3 separate regions of the Homo sapiens genome follow, and regions 1 and 3 are each linked to region 2. Evidence: chromatin contacts called from ENCODE Hi-C or POLR2A ChIA-PET data. All regions are on one chromosome and are shown on one strand. Each heading gives the region's core, a stretch centred on a gene start or an enhancer-like site at or near the end of the contact. The rest is flanking DNA. Distances are from core to core; before and after follow the strand shown.

Region 1 (3,978 bases), core at 126-2,625, 170 kb before region 2:
AGGGTCTTGCTGTGTTGCCCAGGCTGGTCTCGAACTCCTGACCTCAAAGGATCCTCCTGTCTCAGCCTCCCAAAGTGCTGGGATTACAGATGTGAACCACCATGACTGGCCTACATGATGTTTTAATATGACAACAGCCAACATGACAATAGTCGGTGTTGTTCCTACAGTGCATGAAATCAGTAAGCATTCATTGAGTACTTCTTATATGTGATGAAAGTGAAGCAATTACAAAGGCAAACATTACAGTTAATAAGCAAAGTTTGGAATGAGAAATAACAGATAAGGGTAAGAGTGTGGTCACACCAGATCAATCTGGTTCAACTTTTACGTAACAAAGTTGTGAGTTGTTTTTCAGTTGTCACGGACCCTCAGGTCTCATAACCTGAGCATGCCCAGATGAACCAAGCATGCAACCATGCTTAGTTCCACTAGGGGGAACCTAAGTGCTCAGACCGAGGAGTGGGACTGAATTAAGAAGTAGACACTGGCGGGGCACGGTGGCTCACACTTGTAATCCCAGCACTTTGGGAGGCTGAGGCGGGCAGATCACTTGAGGTCAGGGGTTCAAGACCAGCCTGGCCAACATGGAGAAACCTGTTTCTACTAAAAACACAAAAATCAGCTGGGTGTGATGGCGCACACCTGTAGTCCCAGCTACTTGGGAGGCTGAGGCCCAAGAATTGCTTGAACCCAGGAGGCAGAGGTTGCAGTGAGCTGAGATCATGCCACTGCACTCCAGCCTGGACAATGGAGCAAGACTCCATCTCAACAAAACAAAACAAAACAGAAGTGGACACTGCATGGCAGGATCCAGGATCCAATCAGATTGAGCCCTGGAGTCACCCCATGGTGGATTCCAGTTAGATCATGACCCCCAACATCATCGCCTTATTGTAAGATCCAATCAATCACCTCATTCCAAGATCAATCCAGTCACCTCATTCACGCCTCATTACCATATGCTTATAAACCTCAACCCAGGCCCCCATTTGGGGAGACAAATTTGAGCATTTCCTCCTATCTCCTTGCAAGGACCAAGAGTTCCTGGATCATATGACCTACCTACCAACCAACCCAGTATGTGATTCCAACCCTCTTATTTCTTGGCAACTCTGCATTATTTAACCTATAAAATGGGTACAGGATCCCTGCCTTTACTTACTACAGAAAAATGTTACAAGACAAATCTAAGTGAACAGCCTCTGGCAATGGCAGAGTTAACTATACCAAATTTGCCCTTCTGCTATAAATGGCTATAAAACTGGACAAAATGGCCTGGTGCAGTGGCTCACGCCTGTAATCCCAGTATTTTGGGAGGCTGTGGCGGGTGGATCACTTAAGGTCAGGTGTTCTAGAGCAGCCTGGCCAACATGGTGAAACCCCATCTCTACTAAAAATACAAAACTTAGCCAGGCGTGGTGGCAGGTGTCTGTAATCCCAGCTACTTGGGAGGCTGAGGCAGGAGAATCGCTTGAACCTGGGAGGCAGAGGTTGCAGTGAGCCGAGATAGTGCTACTGCACTCCAACAGAGCAAGGCTGTCTCAAAAAAAATAAAAAAATAAAAAAAAGAAAGAAAAAGAAAAAAAGGAGAAAAAGAAAAGAAAACTGGACAAAAAACAACTGCTTTCAGATCCTGGTCACAGTTAGTATAGGACTTTGATCACTGAGAGAAGGGACGCAAGATGTGCCTACAATTGCCCCCAGTGTTCTGCTGGAGGCACTTCCTAGACCACAGCGCAGGGAAGGGGAATCCAAACAGAGCACAGCAATCTCACTGCCTCACAGCAGTTTCCTCAGCAAAGAGACAGAGATCAGTTTCAGGTGCCTGGAATTTCTGAAGCTGAGTCCTGGAGATGAGGGAGCTAAACAGATAAAGAGCTCCAGAAATCAGCATAGGGATTCTTTTGAGTATTTCACAGTGAACACTAAGTCATAATGCCAGGCACAGCCAGGGGAGCTGTGAGCTGAACAACTTCCAGAACTCACACAGGGCTGGGAGACATGCATGTTCTGACAGCCAGAGTGAGATGACTGTTGAATACCTGGGATATTCAGTACAGACCCAGAAAGGCTAAACCTTGGTAGCAAGCTAAACTAGCTACAGAGTACAGGCTATTCAAAAAATCTCCCTAGTGAGTTTAGGCTGGATGCAGTGGCTCACGCCTGTAATCCCAACACACACACACACACACACACACACACACACACACACACAGAGAGAGAGAGAGAGAGAGAGAGAGAGAGAGAGAGAGAAAATATCCCGTGAGCTTAAAAACAAGTCTTGAAAGGATCAAGTTGATAAGCAAGTAATTTAACTGCCTGCCATAACAAACTTTGATACTTTTTATAAAAAGGCAGCAAAATACAGACACTCTACAATGTAATATCACTAAGTCCAGCATCTCATAATTACTAGACATGGGAAGAAGCAGGAAAATATTACCTATAATCAGGAGAAAAATCAGTCAACAGAAACAGATCTTGAAATGATAAAGATGATGGAATTAACAAACAAGGACGTGAAAGCAGCTAATATTATAAATATCCTCAAGGTTTTATTTTCATTTTATTTATTTATTGAGATAGGGTCTCACTTTGTCACCCAGGCTGGAGTGCAGTGGCACAATCTCGGCTCACTGTAGCCTCCATCACCTGAGCTCAAGTGATCCTCTTGCCTCAGCCCCCAAGATAACTGGGGCTACAGGCAGGCACCACCACGCCCAGCTATTTATTGGTATTTTTTGTAGAGACAGGGTTGCCATGTAGCCCAGGCTGGTCTTGAACTCCTGAGCTCAAGTGAACCACCCGCCTCGGCCTCCCAAAGTGCTGAGATTACAGGTGTGAGCTACTGCGCCCAGCCTATCCTCAGGGTCTTAAAGGAAAACATAATGTATGACAAATAGGAATATCTGTGATAGTTTTTAAACTGGTCCTTTTATACTGTCAGGCATTTTAATCATAATATTAGTTCTTGAGTAGAATGCAGAATCACAGAAAAAATATGAACTGGAAACAAATCAGGAGAGCAACTTCCAGTTCTCGTCCTGCCACTATTTCGCTATGGTCCTCAGATTTTCACTTGCATTTTCCAAAGCTCAGTTTCCTCATCTGTGAAATGTAGATATTGCCCTCAACAATCTTCCTTTTTAAGACTCACACTGCCCCTTGTTTACCCACAGACAGTGAATCTCTCATGCACCCAAATTTATTCATTCAGCATTTCAGTAGAAAGCAACCTTTTATTTTTCAAATCATTGTTGGCAAACCCCGAATATACGCAGTAGAACTTTACTATTTCTGAAGGGGAATCTTCAGTGACTCTTGGTTCTCTCTGTCCTGGCAATCTTTACTTAAAATAAAAAAAATGTCATTCAAGGAAAATGTGTCTTTTTGGAACTACATTTACAATAAAATCACAAAATAATTTTTAAAAAATATAGAGTTGAAATTTTAAAATAATATTTACATTTGCAGTTAATTTTATGACCAACAATTCATGGGCTGTGTATTCTACCAGTTTATGCCATTTCTTTTTCTTTCTTTTTTTTTTTTTTTTTTCGTTTTTTTGAGGCAGAGTCTCACTCTGTCACCCAGACTGGAGTGCAGTGGTGTGATCTCAGCTCACTGCAACCTCTGTCTCCTGGGTTCAAGTGATTCTCATGCCTCAACCTCTGGAGTAGCTGGAATTACAGGCACACACCACCACACCTGGATAATTTTTGTATTTTCTGTAGAGACAGGATTTTGCCATGTTGGCCAGACTGCTCTCAAACTCCCGGCCTCAAGCAATCAGCCCATCATGGCCTCCCAAAGTGCTGGGATTACAGGCATGAGCCACTATACCCAGACCTCATTTCTTTTATATAAAAACAAATTCCTAAGTATGGGAATTCCTAAGACAAGAGGCTATAGGATCCAATAAAGTGGGATAATACTGAGAAGAGACTTTCAGTGGTTATGGGGAACCTTATGAAG
Region 2 (3,663 bases), core at 224-2,723:
TCCTGACCTTGTGATCCACCCACATCAGCCTCTGGACATGCTGGGATTACAGGTGTGTGCCGTCGCACCCAGCTGCACTTAATTTTTAATTTAACTTTATTATTTTTTTGAGACAGGGTCTCAGTCTGTCACCCAGTCTGGAGTGCAGTTGCATAATCACGGTTCGCTCGACTTCCTGGGCTTAGGTGATCCCCCCACCTCTGCGTCTTGAGTAGCTGGGACTACAGGTGCATGCCACCACACCTGGCTAATTTTTCTATTTTTGTAGAGATGGGGTTTCATCATGTTGCCCAGGCTGATCTCAAACTTCTGGGCTCAAGCAATCTGCCCACCTTGCCTTCCCAACTTGCTGGATTACAAGTGTCAGGCACTGTGCCCGGCCTCCAACATTTATAAAAGTCATAAATCACCTTTGTTGAGTTATAGATCTAGAAATTTTAGCTCACAAAGGAGCCTATATTCTTTGTGGTATCAAGTGACTCACTTTCTTTTTCTTTTTCTTTTTTTTTTTTTTTGAGATGGAGTTTCACTCTTGTTGCCCAGGCTGGGGCTGGAGTGCAGTGGCGCCATGTCGGCTCACTGCAACCTCCTCATCCCGGGCTCAAGCGATTCTCCTGCCTCAGCCTCCCAGCTACTCGGGAGGCTAAGCAGGAGAATCGCTTGAACCCAAGAAGTGGAGGTTGCAGTGAGCTGAGATCATGCCATTGCACTCCAGCCTGGGCAACAAGAGCGAAACTCCGTTTCAAAAAAAAAAAAAAAAAAATTAGCTGGGCATAGTGGCACGTGCCTGTAATCCCAGCTACTAGGGAGGCTGAGTCAGGAGACTTGCTTGAACCTGGGAGGCAGAGGTTGCAGTGAGCCGAGATTGTGCCACTGAACTCCAGCCTGCGCGACAGAGCGAGACTTCGTCTCAAAAAATAAAATAAAATAAAATAAAAATGCTGGAAAGCAGGAGCTTCAGTAAGTTTAATTCTCCGAAAACTTGCTGGTGATTTGTATGCCATACTTAGTGATTTATTAACAAAACAGAAGAGAAGCTGTTCAAGTTGTTAGAAGAGAATTCAAATTCCTGAGTAGGTTTTACCCAAATAAGTGACAACTTCAATCACATAATTATTGGGTGATCTGTTGTCAGCTCCGTGCATATGACCTAAGTTTTCACCTTAGAAACAAAAGGGAGAAGTTGTACTTTACAGGGTATGTTTTCTACATGTGGATAGTGTCAATGAAAAAAAATTTGAAAGTGCTGGAGCCCATTCTGGAGTTTCATGCATGCACTCATATAGCATTTGAGTTGAGTTCAAACCCTTTTTCACTCTACCAAGGTCCATCTCATGGGACTTTGGTCTTAGAGGAGGAATAAAAAGAGAACAACAATGAGCTCTAATATAAAACACAGGAAATGAGACTCGTGAGAAAGTTATTCTCGTCTTTACGTGTTCGGTTGAATGCCGCTGTGTCATGTAGGGCCAAGATTGCAGCAAAACAGGATCTGGGTCATTACACACTTTCCACTGAAGGGGGTCTCAAGAGTATCCTCATTTTGGGTTTGAGATGCCGATTCACCTTATCAGTATTTACTTTTTAAAAACTAGTTGGGTTTTTTTGAGACAGAGTCTCACTCTGTCACACAGGCTGGAGTGCAGTGGCACAATCTTGGCTCACTGCAGCCTCAACTTCCCAGGTTCAAGTGATCCTCCCACCTCAGCCTCCCAAGTAGCTGGGACTATAGGTGTGTACCCCCATGCTCAGTTAGCCTTTCAATTTTTAGATATGGGTGGAATTGGGTATGACTGGTCATATCCAGCAGGATGCCCAGTTAGGAGAGAAGCAGTTTGTTGTTTATGTGGTGTTTGATTTGTCTAAAATCTAACAAGTTCCTAAAAAGTCTTTCTGTTTCCTCATTTGTGGAAAAATTGGGTTGGCATTATGACTGTGGGAATAACTGTGAGGACTGAGGGGAAGAAGGAGCTAAAAAGAGAATAAAGGAAACAAAGAAGCTTACTTCAGATAGGATGGTCAGAAAGTCTGCTTTAGTGGACAATAATTAAGCTAAGGCCCAGAGGAAGAGACAAAGCTAGCATGGGAAGAGTAGGGGAAGAGCTTCTAGGATGAAGGAACAGTATAGCAAAGACCTCTAGGCTGGACAGGACTGGCATTGTGTGCCAAAGACAGAGTGGCATGAAATGAGCTTGCACTTGGGAGGATGGGTAGAAGCCAGGTCCTGTAGCAGTTTAGAGGACACTACAAGTTTATTTTTATTTATTTATTTATTTTGAGATGGAGTCTTGCTCTGTCATCCAGGCTGGAGTGCAGTGGCGCGATCTCAACTCACCCCAACCTCTGCCTCCTGGGTTCAAGTGATTCTCCTGCCTCAGCCTCCCAAGTAGCTGGGATTACAGGTGCCTGCCACTATGCCTGGCTAATTTTTGTATTTTTAGTAGAGACAGGTTTCGCCATGTTGGCCAGGCTGGTCTCCAACTCCTGACCTCAGGTGATTGGCCTGCCTTGGCCTCCCAGAGTGCTGGGATTACAGGTGTAAGCCACTGTGCCAGGCCTAAGTTTATATTTAGTTCTAAGTGTAGTGGGAATCCAATGAAGGATGTTGCATAGACTGTGAGTGATCTGATTTTTATTTTTTAAGATAGACCTATTTTCTGGGTAGAGAATGGGTTGGATAGGGCAAGGAGATGGGGTGGTAATGGAGAGGGTAAGGAGGTGGGGTGGTAATGGAGGTGGACAAGTTTGAAATGGCTTTGGATACAGAATGAACAAGACTTGTGATGAATTGGATGTAGAGAGTGGGGAGAAAAAATGAATCCAGATATAATGAAATTTCCTACTAGTGTGGTTAAATAGGAGGTGGTGCTACCTACAAGACAAGTAAGGCCTACTGTGGGAGAACAGGTTTGGGAAGGGAGGAACCAAGGCGATACATTGTGCTGTCTATGAATTTCCTGGTTGGAATATTAAGAAGGCAGGTGAATTATAACAGTCTGAAGTTCCAGGAAGAGATCAGGGCTGGAGATATAAATGTTGATAATGCTGGTATCAAGATGGCATTAAAGCCATGGGATTGGATAAAATCATTCAGAAAGAGAACAGAGGAGCTCCAGTAGTGCAATTGCTTAAAGTGCAGTACTTATATGACAGAAAGCACAGAAAGAGCAGAGATGTGGCTGGGTGTGGCGGCTCACGCCTGTAATCCCAGTATTTTGGGAGACCAAGGCGAGTGGATCACCTGAAGTCAGGATTCCGAGACCAGCCTGGCCAATGTGGTGAAACCCCATCTCTACTAAAAATACCAAAACTAGCGGGGAGTAGTGGCACATGCCTGTAATCCCAGCTACTTGGGAGGCAGGATAGTGCGGAGGTTGCAGTGAGCCGAGACCCTGCCATTGCACTCCAGCCTGACTCCACCTCAAAAAAAAAGAAAAGAAAAAGAGAAGACACGCAATGATTAAGATTCTCAGCTTTATTATTATTATTCTCTTTTTATTAAAAAGTAGAGATGGGAGCCATGCGCGGTGGTTCACACCTGTAATCCCAGCACTTTGGGAGGCTAAGGCAGACAGATCACTTGAGGTCAGGGGTTGGAGACCAGGCTAGTCAACATGGTGAAACTTCGTCTTTATTAAAATGCAAAAATTAGCCAGCCACGGT
Region 3 (3,914 bases), core at 147-2,646, 200 kb before region 2:
TGATCCTAGTGTGGGCAGAAACAGCAGGTGCCTCAGTGTGTGGGAGTGTCAAACACAGAAGCCCAGGCTGGTAGAGCCCTCCAGCCATCCCCAAACACATCCCTCTAAGGGGGACCTGCACCAGGATGTGGGTGGGACTGAAATGACTCAACCTCCAGAGAGCCTGATGGTGGCAGTGGTTTTTGTAAGTTGATGACAGCTATTAATCAAGCAAAGAGCTTCAGGAAAAGTTTGAGTTAGTAAATACACTGAAGAAGAGAAACAGGCAGCATTAAAAATAAAACAAAAAATTGTGAAAATAGGCAGAGAAGATCTAGAGTTCACAGAATGACTGCTGGCTGAGTCAGAATCACAGCGCTGAATTAAACGGGCAAGACAAGAAGGAAACACCATGAGATCAGTTATAGGAGATCACTCTCAACACCCATGCCTCCCATTTACACTTGAATTTAAGGAGAGCAAAGCTTTGAGCCTTCTCTCCTGAAGCACATAACATTGGAGAACACAGAAAACTCAAAGAAACTGGAAAAAAGCCACAAAATCTAAAATTTGCGTGATACAACTTACGCAGAAAAGGAATATAGACAGAAGACAAGTGAAAACTGAGGCTAAGTGACAGAGAAAGATGGGTTTGGGATGCATTTGTGTTGGGAAATTTTCTAACATGAGTTATTAAGGGCTAGAAGTGAGGAATACATGGAATTGAATTTCCACCTTCGCGAGGATACCTCTAGTGTGGTCACAGAAATAGTTACTTATTTTTGACAAAAGAATATGGTAGACAAGATATTCTGAAAATCCTTCCTGTTACCAAACATCTAAAACTGTTGGATAAAATATTTTTGAAAAATCTTTTAAAATGTTTGACTGAGCTGGTAACAAAGCAAGGAAAGCCTGTACAGACCAAAAGCAAAATGAGAATAGAAGTTCTGAGAGGTCTGCAAACCCTGAGCTGGTGTCTAGACCTAGCATGTCAGCTTCAACGTCCACACAGGGTTCAGGACACAAAGCCTAGGGCCATGGCAAGGTGGGGGTGCTTAACAAGAAATCACCACATAAAGCTGAGAGCCCTGAAGTTACGCCACCAGAGAAAAAGTGAACTAGAGAACAAAATACGCCTTGTAAAAGGTTATAGTAAAACAAAACAAACAAAAACTTGTCTTGGCCTTGGCTCTGGGTAGAGAGAGAGAGAAAAAAAAGAAATATCTGCCCCAAGATTTAACCTGATAAAAGAAAATAAAAGGAAAAAAAAAAAAGAAAAAAACAATTGATCATGAGCCAGAACTCACATGTGTTTGTGCTCAAATTGAAACTATTTTTGTGGTCTAAAAACCTCTAAGCCAGCTATTTATTTTAATATGGTTCCAGACTGACATGCCCTCATATGTCTAGTGAAAGCAAGCGTAAACCTTAGAGGGATGTACTTTCAACCAAACACCAAAAGAAACCGTCCACACAGAGTTCCATTGAACATGAGCTCAAAATGCACAGGGAAAAAACAAATCTACCTTTACCGAGTGGGAGTAAGCAAAGTGAGCCAGCAAACAAGGCCCATGGTGGCTTCAGATATTGGCGTTAACACAATCAGGATATAAGGCAAATATGCTTAATATGTTAAAGAAATAAAATGGGAAGTTGAAAGTTTGAGTTAGGAACAAGAGACTACAAAAAATGAACAGGTAAATGAGAAAAATAAACAAAAAGCACAATGAGAAAATGTTAAATTACAGAAAAAGAAAAAATATAGTAATAGGTATTTATACCTCAGCAAATAGGTAAAACAAGACTAGAGTCCAGTGGAAAGATAATTAGAAAATAGAAATCAGAGTTGAAGATATTACTTACAATTTAGCATAGAGAGAGAGATAGAGAAAAAAATAAGAGATATGGAAGTCAAAGTGAGATGGTCCAACATGCATGTAATTGGAATTTCAGAAAGAGCTAACAGAGAGAACGAAGGAAAGGCAATGCACAATGAGACAACGAGTTAATGGGTGGGAATTTCTCAGAACTGATAAAGCACAAATCCTCAAATTTATTAATCACAATGTTCTGTAAACAAGAAGGCAATGAAACAAGACCTTCAAAGTTCCAAGAAAATAATTACCAACTTAGGGACGTGCAGGCAATGGTGAAGGAGTTAAGACATCAGTCTCTTAACTGGCCAGATCGACCAAAATAATAAATGTCATACCCAGATTGCCCTTATATCCAAAGCTCATTTTCTAAAAGTGCTTGAAATAGACAATATTCTTACCACTTAGGCTGATGTACAGAAATTTTATCTGAAGGTAGAGGAAGGAGCTACATACAATTTCAAGGTTTTCTATTCCTTTAGTGACACATCTATTTAATTCACCAAGGTAGTCCAGCTATCCTTGAAACAGTATTCCAATGCTAGACTCTGATCTCAAATCACACGTGATCATCTTAAAAGTATACAGTTCATCTCCACTCTATATTTTGTTTCTGAAAGTTTCATTCCATAATAAGCCAGTTATGCAAAATCATTCAACTTCAAAGTTGTTCTAGGTTGGTTTTATAAAAATTGTAAAGGCTATTAATGTTTTGTAGACAATGTTCTCTTTCTCCATAGTCAACTATTTCCATTTGCTTTTTAAGTAACTTTATCTTCCTAACTCAGCTCATGCGTGCTGCTCTAATAGCCTCTGCATTGCACTACTGAGTGTGCAGCCATTGGCCCACAGACAAAGATATCTATTCCAAACACTCTTTTGGAAAAAAGGGAAAATAATTATTTCTACTCTTTCATGATATTCACTCTTTGAAGAGATCATGAGAAAGAAGCTGTTTAAGCTTCAAGAAAGCAGTTAAATGTACTTTTAGTCAATAAATTATGCCAATCATAAGATAAACAGAGGCAGAAATTATGAGTCATGGAGTTATTACTGATAACATTTACTGCCTTATTAACATTTTAGAATTTTCTGTTATCTAAGGTTCTCCATAAATTTCATTTCACATATAAATGCATAAACCTAAAAAGGAATACAAATTTGAAGGATGCTATGAAGAAGAAAAAGAAATGAAAAATAACCTAATTATACTGGTCATTCTGGATGACTAAATTTTTTTGACCTCTAAGTGGCAAAACCTCAAATGCATTTGAAGCTTTAGCTCCTAATGGGGCCCCCAAAACACCCATGCACACAATAAATCTTTCATGCAAATTTCTGTTTTTCTATATTTTGATCTAGGTAGTGGTTATGTGGGTATACACCCACATATATAAAAATTCACCAAACTGTAACACATAAGATTTATGTACTTTACTATATGTAAATGGTATTCCAATTAAAAAAATATTTATGTATACATATGCATGTGCACACACACACACACACACACACACACACACACTCGCTATTTTCAGTAAGTTATGGATGTGGCATAGAAATTAAGTTTTTTCAAAAAGATTCCTAGATGGTTCTAATTGGTAACCACTATCCTAAGGCTACTGAAACATGCCTTGACAAGACATTCACTAAATATTTGTTTCAGTGAATGAATAAATGAATGAATGAATGAACAAAGAAACTAATAAATATCTTTTATTTATGGTTGTAGGTGTTCCATTGACTAAGGCCAGAACAAGCCCTAAGAATATTAAAAAAAAGAAATAGCAATCCAGATAATGTTCTAAGCACTTTAAATGCCTTACCTTATTACAACTCACAAAAGCCCTATTAGGTAAGTTGATTCTTCTGGGTTTTTAGTTACAACCAACATAAATCACTTTGGCTGCTTCAAGCAAAAAGACATATTAAGGAACACATAGTTGACATCATTGTTAGGAGAGCTGCAGAAATGGACTTTAGGCCTAGCTTTTAGGAATTACTTCTTAAACCATTCAGCAGAAATGAACGGCCAAAGGGGCTGTTGCCTTGATCACT

What was found. A loop is a pair of places that touch in the nucleus more often than their neighbours do. ChIA-PET counts read pairs that join two places held with the same protein, here RNA polymerase II (POLR2A). Pooled maps may share reads with other maps.
Region 1: a pooled map shows a loop between it and region 2 (2.3-fold over the local background). The contact joins two enhancer-like sites. A Hi-C loop is called at or near these places in 1 of 50 pooled maps. POLR2A ChIA-PET finds 5 or more read pairs at or near these places in 2 of 52 experiments (AG04450 and OCI-LY7).
Region 3: a map with no recorded cell type shows a loop between it and region 2 (8-fold over the local background). The contact joins two enhancer-like sites. A Hi-C loop is called at or near these places in 11 of 37 single-sample maps with no recorded cell type and 5 of 50 pooled maps. POLR2A ChIA-PET finds 5 or more read pairs at or near these places in 3 of 52 experiments (GM12878, OCI-LY7 and activated CD4-positive, alpha-beta T cell).

Annotation. Positions count from the first base shown.
Region 1 is chr20:5,815,673-5,819,650 of GRCh38, reverse strand. All of the region lies in intron 2 of SHLD1 (shieldin complex subunit 1), which reads right to left. Among named protein-coding and RNA genes, the nearest start is that of SHLD1, 67 kb to the right of the region's middle. Within about 2 kb of position 1,375, at least 2 of the 41 ENCODE cell types and tissues checked have a DNase peak (open chromatin) inside an H3K27ac peak, as active enhancers do; they include OCI-LY7, where a contact is called at or near this core.
Region 2 is chr20:5,643,386-5,647,048 of GRCh38, reverse strand. No RefSeq gene overlaps it. Among named protein-coding and RNA genes, the nearest start is that of GPCPD1, 34 kb to the right of the region's middle. RefSeq lists an enhancer at 57-106. Within about 2 kb of position 1,473, at least 9 of the 41 ENCODE cell types and tissues checked have a DNase peak (open chromatin) inside an H3K27ac peak, as active enhancers do; they include OCI-LY7, where a contact is called at or near this core.
Region 3 is chr20:5,840,638-5,844,551 of GRCh38, reverse strand. The region is part of intron 2 of SHLD1 (shieldin complex subunit 1); the gene reads right to left. Among named protein-coding and RNA genes, the nearest start is that of CHGB, 69 kb to the left of the region's middle. RefSeq lists an enhancer at 166-235. Within about 2 kb of position 1,396, at least 4 of the 41 ENCODE cell types and tissues checked have a DNase peak (open chromatin) inside an H3K27ac peak, as active enhancers do.